Regions from separate parts of the Homo sapiens genome. Here region 2 is linked to region 1. A link is a contact called in ENCODE Hi-C or POLR2A ChIA-PET data. All regions are on one chromosome and are shown on one strand. The core of a region is the stretch at or near the end of the contact, and the rest is flanking DNA. Distances in the headings are between cores, read along the strand shown.

What was found. Hi-C counts contacts between places; a loop is a spot of excess contacts on that map. ChIA-PET counts read pairs that join two places held with the same protein, here RNA polymerase II (POLR2A).
Region 2: a loop to region 1 is called in a map of right cardiac atrium, with 4 times the contacts of the local background. The contact joins two enhancer-like sites. A Hi-C loop is called at or near these places in 2 of 168 maps with a recorded cell type or tissue (heart left ventricle and right cardiac atrium) and 1 of 37 single-sample maps with no recorded cell type. POLR2A ChIA-PET finds 5 or more read pairs at or near these places in 4 of 52 experiments (GM12878, Panc1, WTC11 and 1 more).

The regions. Positions count from the first base shown.
Region 1 is chr6:113,682,021-113,686,581 of GRCh38, forward strand. No RefSeq gene overlaps it. Among named protein-coding and RNA genes, the nearest start is that of LINC02541, 34 kb to the left of the region's middle. Within about 2 kb of position 2,756, at least 2 of the 41 ENCODE cell types and tissues checked have a DNase peak (open chromatin) inside an H3K27ac peak, as active enhancers do.
Region 2 is chr6:113,731,074-113,735,689 of GRCh38, forward strand. No RefSeq gene overlaps it. Among named protein-coding and RNA genes, the nearest start is that of LINC02541, 83 kb to the left of the region's middle. Within about 2 kb of position 1,543, at least 9 of the 41 ENCODE cell types and tissues checked have a DNase peak (open chromatin) inside an H3K27ac peak, as active enhancers do.

The DNA.
Region 1 (4,561 bases), core at 1,506-4,005:
AGTGAAATCTTATCCACCTTAAAAAAGAAGGAAATCCTGTTATTTGCAACAATGTGGATGAACCCGGAAGACATTATGCTAAGTGAAATAAGCTAGGCACAAAAAGACAAATACTGCATGATTCACTTGTATATGAAATCTAGGCTGGGTGCGGTGGCTCACGCCTGTAATCCCAGCACTTTGGGAGGCCAAGGCAGGCGGATCACAAGGTCAGGAGTTTGAGACCAGCCTGGCCAATATGGTGAAACCCCGTTTCTACTAAAAATACAAAAATGAGCCGGGCATGGTGATGTGTGCCTGTAATCCCAGCCACTTGGGAGGCTGAGGCAGGAGAATCGCTGAACCCAGGGAGGCGGAGGTGGCAGTGAGCCAAAATCATACCACTGCACTCCAGCCTGGGTGACAGAGCGAGACTCTCTCTCAAAAAAAGAAAAGAAAAAAAAAAGAAATCTAAAACAGTCAAATTCACAGAAGCAGAGAGTAGAATGGTAATTGTCACAGTCCAAGAGGTGAAGAAAATGGGGAGATCTTGGTTAAAGAGTACAACGCTTCAGTTATGCAGGATGAGTAAGTTCTGGAGATCTAATACGAAGTATGGTGACTATCGTTGTATTACTATATAGTTGTATTGCTATAGTTGTAATACTATATTGTATACTTAAGATTGCTAAGAGTGTACATATTAAATGTTTTCAGCACACATTCAAAAAGCTATGTGAGCTGATGGATATGTTACTTAGGTAATCATTTCACAATGTGCATGTATATTGAAATGTCATGTTGCACATCTTAAATATACACGGTTTTTATTTGTCCATTATACCTTAATAAAGCTGGCAAAAAAGGCCTCATTCAAAGACCTCATTCATAAAGTTTAAAAATTCAACTTATTAGCCTGGCACAGTGGCTCATACCTGTAATCCCAGCACTTTGGGAGGCGGAGGCGGGCAGATCACTCGAGGACAGGAGTTTGAAATCAGCCTGGCCAAAACGGCAAAACCCTTTCTCTACTAAAAATACAAAAATTAGCCAGGTGTGGTGGCACACCTGGAATCCCAGCTACTCAGGAGGCCGAGGCAGAGAATCACTTGAACCTGAGAGGCGAAGGCTGCAGTGAGCCAAGATCACACCACTGCACTTCAGCCTGGGTGACAGAGCGAGACTCCACCTCAAAAAAAAAAAAAAATTCAACTTATTACACTTTAATTTTAGTGCATTTAGTAAGTTGAACCTAAGAAAAATGACAAAATGAGAAATAAAAGCCAGCCATTTCATTTTCTCTAGAACTTTTCCCCCAAAGGAAGCCACGGCTTCTCATGTTTCCTGCCAAAGAAACAAAAAACTCTATGCATGTATTATAAACAGCCATTGAGATGTAAAGACAATGAATGTAAGCCCGAATTTAAAATTTCAAAAGTCAGAGAGCACAGAAGAAGCAGAGGGAGATCTGGGAGGAGAAGACTTTAGGATCTTCCACAGTCCGTGACATCAGACTGTGTTGACCACTTGGTGCAAACAAGTGGCACCTTGGTGGTATAGGCGACCGTTGCCTAAGTTGTGCCTCTTTCTTTCTGACCGGGAAGACACTAGAACCACGATGGCATCATTTTATATGCTGTTCCAACTTCTTGAATCATGATGATGAGGCTCCATGCAGGACTCAGAGCAGAGCTCAACTGATTAGCAATGTCTACTGTGGGTACAAGAGTAGTATAACATTCTTGACGCTATACCAGAGTTTATTTCCTGAAAAAAATTTGTTTTTTTTTTTTTGAGACGGGATCTCACTCTGTCACCCAGGCTGGAGTGCAGTGGCATGATCTTGGCTCACTGCAACCTCCACCTCCTGGGTTCAAGCAATTTTCCTGTCTCAGTCTCCCGAGTAGCTGGGACTGTAGGCACAGGCCATCATGCCCAGCTGATTTTTTTTTTTTTTTTTTGGTAATTTTAGTAGAGATGGGGTTTCATCATATTGGTCAGGATGGTCTTGAACTCCTGACCTCAGGTGATACACTCCCCCACCCTTGGCCTCCCAAAATACTGGGATTACAGGTATGAGCCACCGTGCCCAGCCTATTTCCTGAAATAAACAAGGAAATTGTTTGATTCCTGGTCTGCCTTGGGATCTTTGTGATATACCTAAAATGCCTCTGTGATTCATTACCCTTGTAATCATCAAATAAGACTTCACTCAGTTGCAAGTGAGAGAAATGCTACTGCAAGAGACATAGGAAATAAGACAACTTTTGGTTCACGTAACTCAGAAGTCCAGGGAAAATGAATGTCTGGATCCATGTTCTGTGATAGTTTCATTAAGAATTGCCTTCATCCTCAGCTCTGATAGACGTGGGGCTTTATTTTAAAGCAGTACCATCTTTGTGGTAGTAAGATTGTTCTCACAGGTTTTAGGCTTATGGCCTGCTGGCTTAGCAACCAGCAAGAAGGTTGTCTCTTATCCCAATTATAGCACCAAGTAGCTTAGAGCAGACATACTGGATATCTTGGATCACATAACCATTGCTAGAATAATCACTACAACCAGGAAGATGGACAACACACAATGCCCCCACCTGAAAAATAGGCCCTTACTGACACTAGAAAGTGAAATTTGCTCTATGTGAACAACACCATTTAGGACAAGGGTGACTATCCAAAGAATAATCAGGATGTGGCTAGCAGAAGAAAGAAGAATGTAAACACGGAAGCCAAAACAGGACATTTATACCCCAAGGTCGTCCTACTTAACAGGTGAGAAGAGAGCAGTAGTAGAACATGTTAGTCAGCCTAATCTGCATAGCTGCATCATTGATTGGCTCATCAACCCTAGGAGCAAAAAGTCAGCACAATGGGAATGCAGTGGAACTGGCACCATGAAGTGTTTTGAAAAGAAATCAACTCTTTTGTTTTAAAAGAGGAAGTTGCTGCCATTCAAGTGCCCAGAAATAGAATACATTTTTCTTATATTTATTAAAGCTAATTATAGATAGAAAGAAAGCGAAGACCCCAAACCTCAACCTTGTATAGGAAAGAAGATATGTAGTTTGATTTAAAAATGTATAATAAATAATTATTTTCAAGTTAAAATACATAATGACAACAGGCATTTATTCAAGGTAAATCAATTCATTCAGAGTTATCTGAGAATAAAGAAGGTTTTGGACTAATCCAGATGTTTACTTCTATGTTGCTTTCTCTTTGCTCCAGCCGTAAAATGTTAAATTACAAATGGATCAGGGGTTAAAGAGTCCTCAGGTCAATCTTAAGTCTAAACTTTTGCCACAGAGTTTATAAAGGTTGGCAAAACCAAGAGAAGATCATCATCGCCACTACTGTAACCTCCACTCTCACCTGAAAACCATGGCAAATCTCTTGCCTGGCATCATGTTTCGTGTGTTGGTACCATAAATTGGAAAAAGTGAGCAGCTAACATCAGAAAAGTTTAGATGACAGGTTTTATGTAATGAATTATTGGGACCAGACTTTTTTTTTTTAATAAACTAGTTGACTTTAAAAAAAAAATGTTGCTCTTTTTAAAGGCTTATGCTGATAGGAAGACACCTTTACACATGAAGAAGACAACCTTCTTAATTCTCAAGGTCAGGATAGCTCCTTATCCAATTGCAGTACCCCACAAGTGATCATGGAATAATGAGACAGAAATAAAATCTTGAGGACTCAACCAGGCCATTCTCCAAAATTCAGAATTGGCCTCACTTTAATAATCACTGATGATTAAAGAATATATCTTGTTTTAAAAGAACACTTAAGTAAAGAGGTAGTTCATAATTTCCTTAAGTATTCCATCCTGGTATTTAGCAATCTTTTTTCTTAGAGAAGAAAAACTATTTGATATTTATGTCTCTGTTAATCCTTTACCTCAAAGCATTTATTCAGCCTTCATATATAATTTTCAGGGATACCTATAATGGAAAAGAAGATATTTTATTCCATAAATATTTGTGCAAAACAAGATGTTCAGTACTATTTTAACAATAATTTCAGTCATCTAATCCTTTTCTGCCTTCCACTACTTCACTGCATTTTCTGTCTTGAATTTCAACTTATAGCAATCTAATCTCTCAAGGCATATATGCTGAGGGAATGTTTTCAGCTACATTATTTGCTTCTTTAGAAGATAACTTCAGTGTAAGGGTAATGAAAGTACAGAGAGTTCTTGGAATCCTTTCTAAAATGTCCTTTGTTTAGTCAATATTTACAAATCACCTTCTTTGTTTTTGTTCTGTAAATAGAACAATAGAGAGACAGTGAAATGATAAGAGTGGTAGATGGTGCGTGGGTATGAAATTTAGCTACAGCCTTTTGAAATAAATTGGATACTAATTTAACTTGCATTTTAACCTCAAGCTGGTCATAATAGAATGGAATATGTCTTTTCTTATAACTACATAGAACCAAAGGGCTTTTTATAATTAGCAAATACCACATAGGTGTCATAGGATCTGCTTATGTTTTTCAGTTTTCATCTTTTGCTTCTCAAACTCACTGTTAATGGAGGACTACAGGACATTCACATAGACTGAGAAATTTTCCACTGTCATTC
Region 2 (4,616 bases), core at 293-2,792, 48 kb after region 1:
TAAGATTAACAATAACAGACATAGTTGTCTGTGCCTGTAGTCCCAGCTACTCATGAGGCTGAGGTGGGAGGATTGCTTGAGCCTGGAAAATTGAGGCTGCAGTGAGCCGTGATCATGCCACTGAGTATAGTCACACTCTAGTCTGAGGAAAAGAAAGAGACCCTATCTCAAAAAAAAAAAAAAAAAAAAAAAAAAAAAAGAGGCCAGCTGGGACTACAGGCGCCCGCCACCACGTCCGGCTAATTTTTTGTATTTTTAGTAGAGACGGGGTTTCACCATGTTAGCCAGGATGGTCTCAATCTCCTGACCTCGTGATCTGCCCGCCTCGGCCTCCCAAAGTGCTGGGATTACAGGTGTGAGCCACCTCGCCCAGCAGCAGAATTCATTTCTAATTTAGATAAAGTCCACATTATATAAACTGGCTGTATGTGAGCATACATAAAGTTTATCCTGTTGATTTAAATTTTCCTACTGAGAATAATAACTATCTACAACTCCAACACCAGCATGTCTTCGGCCAGCTTGGTGTGTCCAGCCATAGCACCTTTTTTAACTAGTTTATTTGCTCTCTTTCTCTCCAAACATACTCTGTTTAGTGAAACTTTATTTTATGTTTCCCTTTAGTGTGAGGCACCACCCAGCCTCACACAAAGAAAGTTGTCTAGGGCTGAACCAAGGCGTGTGCTTCAACAGGGGAGGTTGTTTTCTAATTGCCTTTTTTCATCACTCACCTCCACGCCACTGAAGGACATACAAGTAGATTTTATTTTTAATTATTTTTCTTACTTTTTTGAGGGTGTGAAGTTGTATGTGTTGTTGTAATTCTAAGGGAAAAAAATAGCTCTAGAAAAGAAGCTATTTCTTTCTTTTTATTATTAAGAATAAGTTTTTTAAAAAAGGAACTGTCATTCCATTAAGGTCTTCATCTGTTAAAATTGTTCTGTGGACAGGAAGTTGAGGAATTTTTAAAGTTCTTTCCAAAAATTTGTTTTTTCTTAAGGAAAAGTGAAAAAAAAGATTTCCAGGTATCTCTCACTGTCTTATTCATCATTCAGACATTCTACTTTCATCTCAATACCACCATGAAATGAAACAAACTTGTATGAATGATATGTTACTGATCTAACCCCCAAAATCCTTTAAAGACAGGATTTCTTAATTTGTTCTCTCATTGGATAAATGCTCAAAGAATACACGGAGGTCTTTTAAGCTTAGTTGGAATCGACTTATTGGGCAAGTAATGAATCTGATTGTTATGTTAGCTTCCATGTCAGCAAAATAACAGATGTACAAGTATAATAGAGGAGAAAAAAAGTTGCTTTTGGATTGTTAGAGCAGGTGCTACATGAAAAAAAAAAATCACATGGAACTTTCTCAAGTGCATTTGGAAACACTTGGAAGGTAGCCAGGAGGAAAGTTCTCCTTCAATCCCTTGGACATCCAGTTGTGAGCCAGGATTAGGCTCCTGAACAGCTGAGTCAATGAGGACACTGACACCATGTCACTTCTTCAGCTCTTTATTCCTCCCTCACCCTCCAACAAAAGCAGCAGAGATTGCCCTCCCCCACTAGCACACACACATACACAGAGTCCAGCTGTCAGATATGGCTTTCAGGGAACACCAGACAGTGCTGAGTCCCAGTCCGGGGTGAAGGCAAGTTACCATGGTTCTCTGGCTATTATTGCGTTCAGCACATCAGGGAATGGAAATAAGTGCGCACATGTTCTAAAAGGCCCTTTGGGAAAAATCAGTGGGGCTGCATGGGAGACACAATGGCAGGCTTTGTCGCAGAGAAAGGATTTGGTCTGGCAAGCAACAGCAGTCCTGCTGGACACAGGGTTTGTCTGCACAGGCAGGATGGGAAAACCATGTGCAGGGTTTACAGAACATCCTCATTAGAAAAAAGTAGGGCATTTAGCATAATTAAAAGTCATCCTGAAGACATCAGGTAAGAGCCTGCTGTTTTTAATTAATTGTTCCTGTGATCCTATGACTTTAAAAGGAGTGCCGCTCTTGCCCATAGAGGTTTAGAATTACTTCAGAAACATAAGTCATTTAGTTGGGGGCAAAACAGCATCTGTGAAAGTTTGAAAAAGGCAAAAGAGGAAAGAGAGAAGAAAAAGTATGGGATAGTGAGAAAGAGTTGAAAATTATGAAGCTACTAATATATAATTTGCAAAGATTATCCTGTTGTGTTTTCATGCTCTGTGCCTTAATATCCTCACATCCAAACTACAAAGTTGGGGCAAAACAGCATCTGTGAAAGTTTGATAAAGGCAAAAGAGGAAAGAGAGAAGAAAAACTATGGGACAGTGAGAAAGAATTGAAAATTATGAAGCTACTAATATATAATTTGCAACGATTATCCTGTTGTCTTTTCATGCTCTGTGCCTTAACATCCTTGCATCCAAAATACAACTCCCCACTGACCTGCATCCTGCCTTGATATATAAATTAGTTTGGGGGAAAAATTCCCAGAGTCAAGGTTAAGAGAAAACAGCTGGGACATAAACTACGAGCCATGTGTCATAGATTTCTCCAAGTACGTAGAGTTTAAAAAAAAGAAAACCCTATTTTGAAGAGTCAGCATGTCCAGAACAGGTAGGGTGAACCAAGGACTTTATATGGTCTCCATATTCATGAAAATAAATATGGGGAAGACTATATAACTGTGTCAGTTATGCAAAGGGGGAGGACTAAACAACATAAGAAATCCTGTCCAAAACTTTTTTTCTTTCTGTTATAAAATCCCCAACCTAAATTATCTAAGTAATACTATAACTCTCTGCTTTTTTGTGTGCCTAGTGTAGAGAAATGGTTACTTTTTTTTTTTTTTTTTATGAAACGGAGTTTTGCTCTGTCGCCCAGGCTGGAGTGCAATGGCACGATTTTGGCTCACTGCAACCTCCGCCTCCCTGGTTCAAGTGATTCTCCTGCCTCAGCCTCCCAGGTAGCTGGGATTGCAGCCATGCGTCATCATGGCCGGCTAATTGGTCTTGAACTTCAGTTGTATATTTTCTTCTGTTCTTCCACTGTTTTTTTTTTTTTTTTTTTTTTTTTTTTTTTTTTTTTTTTGAGATGGAGTCTCGCTCTGTCACCCAGGCTGGAGTGCAGTGGCGCGATCTTGGCTCACTGCAAGCTCTGCCTCCCGGATTCAGCCATTCTCCTGCCTCAGCCTCCCGAATAGCTGGGACTACAGGTGCCCGCCACCATGCCTGGCTAATTTTTTGTATTTTTAGTAGAGACGGGGTTTCACCGTGTTAGCCCAGATGGTCTCGATTTCCTGACCTTGTGATCCACCCGCCTTGGGCTCACAAAAGTGCTGGGATTACAGGCGTGAGCCACCGTGCCTGGCCTTCTTCCACTGTTTTAATTCTGTTATATAAATTTGTATTCTGCTTTTCTCACTTAATATAGCAAATGTATTCCTGTGTCCTGACAGTGTATTGGACATTCCATGCAAAGTACTGAAAACTATACTTCCTTCTTTTTATTTTTTATTTTCAATTTTAAATTAATTTTTAAATTTATTTATTTATTTTTAAAGACAGGGTCTTACTTTGTCTCCCAGGCTAGAGTGCAATGGTACAATCAGCTCACTGCACCTCTAACTCCTGGGCTCAAGCCATTATTTTGCCTCGGCCTCCCAAGTACTTGGGATTATAAGCTCAAGCTATATTGCCCAGCTAACTTTTTAAATTTTCTTCTTCTTCTTTTTTTTTTTTTTGTAGAAATGGGGCCTCACTATTTTAACCAGGCTGGTCTGAAACTCCTGGTCTCAAACCATCCTCCCATCTAGGCCTCCCAAAATGTTGGGATTACAGGTTTGAGCCACCATACCCAGCCACCTCCCTCTTTTAAGAAGCCACAGTTTTCACCAAGCCCATACCTCTTCCTCCGTGTGTGTGTGTGTGCGCCCACATTCTGTGCCATGTAGCCCTGCTACCATAGGCTGATTGAGAACCAGCCTATGACTGGTCCTCATCAGTCTGTGTGTCTGTGAATAATATCTGTGTGTAGACATTATTCAACACAGACACTCTCTATTTTATTAGGACTTGTCAAATTCATCAGATTTTCTGTCAGAGCTTGTGGAAGGAAAGACGTAGTCATTAGTGGAGTGATGAAGAAGCTGAGGGAAAGCCACAAAAAAAGTGATAAAGCAGGAACCACGAGGCAATAGAACTCAGGCAATAGAAAGTGAAGTAGAGAAAAACTGGATCATTGAGATTAAGCTGAGTCACCCTGATGTGTAAACCACCAACAGAGCCAATTAAAAAGTCAGCTGCTTCCAAGAAAGGATCAAATAATTGAATCAGAAGAGATGCACTGAAATCTTCAGTAATATTAGTTAACACATTAACAGTACTTACTATGTTCAGGCATTATTCTCTTGTCTACTTATATTATTTCAACTAATCTTCCTATCAATCCTACCATGTAGCTTCTCCAGTCATCCTCATTTTAAAAATCGGAAAACACAGGAGCAAAGTAGTTCAGTGACTTGCCAAAGATCACACACAGAGTAAATGAAGATGCCAGGATTCAATCTCAGGCAGGCTGGGTCCAAGATCCACAACTTAACTACTCCATGTGTGTCCCCCAGAGACTTTTC